2 separate regions of the Homo sapiens genome follow, and region 2 is linked to region 1. Evidence: chromatin contacts called from ENCODE Hi-C or POLR2A ChIA-PET data. All regions are on one chromosome and are shown on one strand. Each heading gives the region's core, a stretch centred on a gene start or an enhancer-like site at or near the end of the contact. The rest is flanking DNA. Distances are from core to core; before and after follow the strand shown.

Region 1 (3,251 bases), core at 309-2,808:
AAGCTTTCTCATATCTGATTTACTTGTCTCAATATGGACCCATGGGTATTTGAGTTTCTTGTGGGGTTATTTGTTGTTGTTTTTGAGACAGGCTCACCCAGGCTGGAATGCAGCAGCACGATCACTGCTCACTGCAGCCTCGACCTCCCAGGCTCAGGTGATTCTCCCACCCCAGCCTCCCAAGTAGATGGGACTACAGGCATGTGCCACCAAGCCTAATTTTTGTATTTTTTGTAGAGACAGGGTTTCATCATGTGTCCCAGGCTGGTCTTGAACTCCTGAGCTCAAGCAATCCTCCCACCTCGGCCTCCCAAAGTGCTGGGATGAGCCACTGCGACTGGCCCCACTTAATGGGTTTTCAGAGGTGGGAGCAAAGAATGAAGGGAGGAAGAGAGCTCCCATCTTTTCCATTACTGTATTTACTTAAAACTGGAAAAAACTGAATCACTGGGATGGTATTTCATTTATCTTTTGAAATGAAGAATAGATACATTAATTTAAATGATTCTCTAAAGACTGTCCTTCAGCATCCCTAAAGCATTTCAACACTATAGGCACAGTTTTTATTTTATCTTTCTGGCACCTGGTTTGGGCTTTGGGCTTAGATTAAAAAGACGAGCCTTCTCCTGCCCCTGCTCCCTTTTATTCTCTGCCATCTGCTAAGCTCGACTTTTTATCTCTCAGGCCAAATTTGACTCTGCAAGGGACTTTGCATAACGTTTCATCCTCAGAATCGCTAATGATGGGCAGAGGACTGTTACATTTGTTGGGAGGGATTAAAGTATATGACCTCAGTGCCACTTAAAAAATAAATACTGTCTCAACTATGAGTCTGGCTCTGAATGGTATCTCTTAATATGCTTAATGCAAGAATGGTGGGTCGGGCGTGGTGGCTCATGCTTGTAATCCCAGCACTTTGGGAGGCCGTGGCTGGCGGATCACCTGAGGTCAGGAGTTTGAGACCAGCCTGGCCAACATGGCAGAACCCATCTCTACTAAAAATAAAAAATAAAAAAATTTAGCCAGGCATGGTGGTGGGAGCCTGTAATCCCAGCTACTGGGGAGGCTGAGGCAGGAGAATTGCTTGAACCCAGGAGGCGGAGATTGCAGTGAGCAGAGATTGCACACCAGCCTGGGTGACAGAGCAAGACTCCATCTCAAAAAAAAAAAAAAAAAGAAAGGTGCTATGCGGGGCTGGAAGGTGGCTCCAGGTGTGAAGCTGCTCAGGAAGTTGTGTGGTTTCAGTGTGAATCTAACAGAAGTGTTTCTGAAACTGATTTACCTTTCTAAGTCGTGTTAATTAGGGTGAGAGATAAATTCAATGTTGTTTGAAAAATGAGAGACAGTTTGAGACAGATGCACTGGAGCTATTGGAGTGAAACCATGTTCCTGAGGGCAGCGATCACCCTGAAAGTGGGTTTTGCACTGTGAAAGGGATTCATCTCCTGGTCTTGCAGGATTCATGCAGAGCCTGGCCTCTGTTAATGCTATCAAACCTATGTACAATGGGTCAGCCACCTCTTTTCATATAAGTTCATATTCTCTTGGGCTCTGGTAGGAAAATTAGGACTTGGAAACTTAGTGAGAAAGGGAAAATCTAACGTGCTAAGACATCCTACTTGGATGTAATTGATTCCTATCTTTGCTTAAAGACATACTTTAGTAGGAGTAAGGAGTTCTCTCTGTGGCTTAAAAGATGAGCTCAGGACAAGCAGTTTCTTTCAGTCTGTTCACAAAGGCCTGTTCTTTGGTTTGTGGCTGCAGCTGCTATTTTCAGAGCCTGGCTGCGTTGATGCGTTGCAGATTTGTGTGTGCTTCCTACTTTGGTCTACAGGTTGTGATTTGGGAACCCTGGTTAAGAGGTAGAAGAAGTGCTCATGGTGAATTTCCCAGGTGAAAACACTGAAACATTGCATCATGACTGCCTCATTTTATTTAAATAAGTGTCTTGGCTCAAGGTTGGACATTGTCTCTGTAGCCAGTGAAACACACTCCATGACCAGGTTTCAGGACAAATCACCACAGTCCGATTTAATACCCCACTGGGGACCCTGAGACATGGTAGCCTTGACTCCAGCCTCAAGCTTGGCATCTTTACCCACAGATGAGCCTCACACTGCCTTCATTCATTCATTCTCTACTTCCATTCTCTGAATTTGGATTTTGCCATTAAAATTTAATGTTATAGCCAGGTGTGGTGGCTCACACCTGTAATCCCAGCACTTTGGGAGGCCAAGATGGGAGGATCGCTTGAGTCCAGGAGTTCAAGACCAGCCTGGGTAACATAGCAGCATCCTGTTCATACAAAAAAATAAAAAATTAGCCAGGCGTGGCGGTGCCTGCGTGTAGTCCTAGCTACTCAGGTGGCTGAGGTGAGAGGATCGCTTGAGCCCAGAAGTTCAAGGCTTCAGTGAGCTGTGATCACACCACTGCTGGGTGACACAGCAAGACTCCGTCTCAAAAAAGAAAAGAAAAGAGAGAGAGATAGAAAGGAAAGAAGGAAGGAGAGAGGGAGAGAGAACGAAGGAAAGGTAAGAAAGAAAAAGAAAAGTAGCCGGGTGTGGTGACCCATGCCTGTAATCCCAGCTACCGGGGGAGCCGAGGCAGGAGAATAGCTTGAACCCAGGAGGCTGAGGTTTCAGTGAGCCGAGATCACGCCACTGCACTTCAGCCTGGGTGACAGAGTGAGACTCCTTCAAAAAAAAAAAAAAAAAAAAAAAGAGAGAGAGAAAGGGAAGAAGGAAAGAAGGGAGGGAGGGAGGAACATTTATCAGCAGTGGCACGCTTGAGAAACCCTCTAAGGGTGAGCAGAATGGCGAGGGCCCTGAAGAGCCCTGCTACTGACAAGCCCCCGTCACCCTCTTCAGCCTTGCTTCTCATTACCCCTCAATATTTTGTGGACGATTAAGGCCAACATTCAATCGAGCTCATTAAATTATGAGTTTCTGACAGGGTGCAGTGGCTCATGCCTGTAATCCCTTTGGAGGCCAAGACAGGTGGATCCCTTGAGGTCAGGAATTCAAGACCAGCCTGGCCAACATGGTGAAACCCTGTCTCTACTGAAAATTACCCAGGCATGGTGGTGAGTGCCTGTAATCCCAGCTACTTGGGAAGCTGGGGCAAGAGAATCACTTGAACCCGGGAGGCGGAGGTTGCAATGAGCTGAGATCCTGCTATTGCACTCCAGCCTGAGTGACAAGAGCAAAACTCTGCCTCAAAAAATAAAAAATAAAAAAGGCCAGGCACGGTGG
Region 2 (3,251 bases), core at 457-2,956, 1.1 Mb after region 1:
TAAATTTGTTTTTAAACTTTCCTCCTTACAGGGGATTTCCTTTAGCTGGGCATGGTGGCGGGCGCCTGTAATCCCAGCTACTCAGGAGGCTGAAGCAAGAGAATCACTTGAACCCTAAAGGCAGAGGTTGCAGTGAGCCGAGATAGTGCCACTGCACTACAGCCCGGGCGACAGAGTGAGACTCCATCTCAAAAATAAAATAAAATTAAAAAAAAAAGAGGATTTCTTGGCCAGATGCGGTGGCTCACGCCTGTAATCCCAACACTTTGGGAGGCCGAGGCTGGAAGATCATTTGAGGTCAGGAGTTCGACACCAGAATGGCCAACATGGTGAAACCCCATCTCTACTAAAAATACAAAAATTAGCTGGCTGTGGTGGTGCACCCCTGTAATCTCAGCTACTCGGGAGGCTGAAGCAGGAGAATCACTTGAACCTGGGAGGTGGAAAAATCATTTATCATTAAAAATTATATTTAGTGCCCAGAATGGTGGCTCAAGCCTGTAATCCCAGTACTTTAGGATGCTGATGTGGGAGGATCGCTTGAGCCCAGGAGTTCGAGATCAGCCTGGGCAACATGGAGAGATCTCATCTCTACAAATAATAATTTAAAAATAGCTAGGTGTGGTGGCAAATGTCTGTGGTTCCAGCTACTCCAGAGGCTAAAGTGGGGGAATCGTTTGAACCTAGGCAGTCCAGGCTACAGTGAGCCCTTATCACACCAGTGCACTCCAGCCTGGGTGACAGGGCAAGACCCTGTCTTTAAAAAAAAAAAAAAAAAGTATTTAATGTTATCATCCAACAATTCAATACAAACCTCCTTCAATTTTGATGAAAGCTGAGAATTGGAAATAATTTATATAAAGGTGTCATTTGGTCTCTGGCCCTTCCCCTTTTCCAACTCACAGGCACAGATACCTTTGGGGCTGGATTAGCATTTGCGTTGGGATCCACGGCGGGAAGGGTACAGGATGGGAACTGACAAAAACAGAGCCAAGCTGGTCGGGTCGGTGCCTACCCCAGAATTCGGGGACATTTCTAGATCCTGCAGGAAAGCGCGGGAGGGCCTGACTCAAGCTGGCCTGGCCCTGAGCGCATCTGCGCGCCCGAAGCCTGTCCCTGAGGCACGGAGAGAGCAGCTTTCGGGTTAAAAGGGCCCTGGGAAGAGATGGGGCGGGAAGGTGGTACCCGTTGGGCGCAGGCCAGGCTGCCAGGCCGCAGGGCTCTGTCCCGCGAAAGTCAGTAGGTCTTCCACTAAGGCAGAATTGTACTTTTACTCGACAGCGTGGAGAGGCCGCTCAGAACAGCAGCAGCGGAGGGGAAGTCAGCGCAGGTCACAGACGGTTTCACTCTCAGAGACTTGGCCTAGAACTTGGAGGCCCGCTGCTACAGCACGCTCGCCTCCAGGCCACCCACGCCCCCACCACCCGCACTGAGCCGTTATCTGCCTGACTGACATCTTGGCCAACCAATGACCTTTGGGGCTGCCAAAGCGCCTGCCTCCGAGAGTTGGGCGGGGCGAGTAGTTGCAATGACAAACATTTAACCCAATAGCGAGGAGATTTCAGACGCTACGGCCGCAATAACCAATGACAAGAAAGAATCCTTTCGAAAGGACGTGTCAGGCAACCAACGGCCGGTGCCGCTGCGGGGGTCCGGCGGCTTCCGTTCCGAGAGGGCGGGGCGGCGTCCCAAAACGGAAGGTGGTTGTCGTCCGTTCCCAAGCTGGTTTGAAACTAGGGGTCGGGCTCGGCCGTCGTCGTTGTTTGTCGCCGCATCCCCGCTTCCGGGTTAGGCCGTTCCTGCCCGCCCCCTCCTCTCCTCCCTTCGGACCCATAGATCTCAGGCTCGGCTCCCCGCCCGCCGCAGCCCACTGTTGACCCGGCCCGTACTGCGGCCCCGTGGCCACCATGTCCCTGCACGGCAAACGGAAGGAGATCTACAAGTATGAAGCGCCCTGGACAGTCTACGCGATGAACTGGAGTGTGCGGCCCGATAAGCGCTTTCGCTTGGCGCTGGGCAGCTTCGTGGAGGAGTACAACAACAAGGTGGGCCGGGCAGGGGCTCGGAACCCAGCTGGCGGGGAGCGGGCCCCGGGAGCGCCCTTTCCGGGCCGGAGCCCAGGCCTCAGAACCCTCTTGCGGACTCGCCCTAGGGCCACGGAGCGGTTCCTCTGTCTGGCCCTGTGCTGAAGGTTTCGTACTCGTTGTCTGTCTCCTTTAATCCAGGCAGCATTCTTGTGTAGTCGGCAGTGTAGTGGGGAAACTGAGGCACGGTTTTGTGACTTGCCTGGGTCAGGCAGCTATTTCGGGGTGGAAACAGGTCTTAAAACCGGGTTTACGCCCCAAAGATACTCCATTTATTCATCCCGTGCTCTCCACTCCTGCCGCATTGCTTTCGTTGGTGGGCGGGGAAGGGAAGAGAGAGTGATAGCTGTGAAGGAAAATGCAGGCGCTTCTATTGGTGGTCGTGCACTCCTGGCCACACTAGATTTCTATTAAGACGATCTATTGTACAAGCTTCCCCGCCCCCTACTCCCACCCCCCCCGGGTACTCATGGATCCTAGCCCTTCTGCCAGAATTACTGTTGCTCTTGCTTCCTGATATCCATTCTCTCTAAAGCAATCTCTTTGGAAATCTTGGCCTGTGGCATGATCCCGCCGTTGTTTCCTGAACACAGAAGGATGACAGGGCCTTATCTCTTGGCTTGTTTCGTGCTAGTACAGTTGTGTGACCTTTAGTAGTAAGTCTTGCTGGACATACATCAATTTGAGAATCCTTTATAGAAGCACGGTGTAGTAGGGGAGCTTTTAAACTGGCATTGCAACAAACTCATTTTTGAAAGTTGAATAAGTCAGTTGGAAGAATTTTCTTTCTTCCTTTTACTCAAAGTTGTGAATGATAGCGATCAGAGCAACTGAAAGCTGTGGCTAGTGATATTTAAAGCCACTACTCCTGCTTTATGCCATGAACATCAGATTTAAGAAGAGTAAAACTGGCCGGGCGCGGTGGCTCACGCCTGTAATCCCAGGACTTTGGGAGGCCGAGGCGGGCGGATTACCTGAGCTCAGGAGTTCGCGACCAGCCTGGGTAACACGGTGAAACCCCGTCTCTACTAAAATACAAAAAAAAAAAAAAAAAAAAAAAAAAAAAAAAAAAAAAAAGCCGGGCGTAGCTTAGTGCGCCTGTAGTCCCAGCTACTCGGAAGTCTGAGGCTGGAGAATTGCTTGAACCTGGGAGGCGGAGGTTGCAGT

What was found. A loop is a pair of places that touch in the nucleus more often than their neighbours do. ChIA-PET counts read pairs that join two places held with the same protein, here RNA polymerase II (POLR2A). Pooled maps may share reads with other maps.
Region 2: a loop to region 1 is called in a pooled map, with 3 times the contacts of the local background. The contact joins the promoter of DCAF7 here to the enhancer-like site in region 1. A Hi-C loop is called at or near these places in 3 of 50 pooled maps. POLR2A ChIA-PET finds 5 or more read pairs at or near these places in 2 of 52 experiments (BJ and activated naive CD4-positive, alpha-beta T cell).

What each region holds. Positions count from the first base shown.
Region 1 is chr17:62,452,558-62,455,808 of GRCh38, forward strand. It overlaps METTL2A (methyltransferase 2A, tRNA N3-cytidine), which reads left to right. Exons shown (of 9, transcript NM_181725.4): 9 at 1-828. Among named protein-coding and RNA genes, the nearest start is that of TLK2, 25 kb to the right of the region's middle. Within about 2 kb of position 1,559, at least 3 of the 41 ENCODE cell types and tissues checked have a DNase peak (open chromatin) inside an H3K27ac peak, as active enhancers do.
Region 2 is chr17:63,548,771-63,552,021 of GRCh38, forward strand. It overlaps DCAF7 (DDB1 and CUL4 associated factor 7), which reads left to right and starts at 1,707. Exons shown (of 7, transcript NM_005828.5): 1 at 1,707-2,045. The coding sequence starts at 1,908. It also overlaps a transcript of KCNH6 not described here. RefSeq lists enhancers at 637-1,621, 921-1,310, 1,751-1,830 and silencers at 1,981-2,030, 2,051-2,200.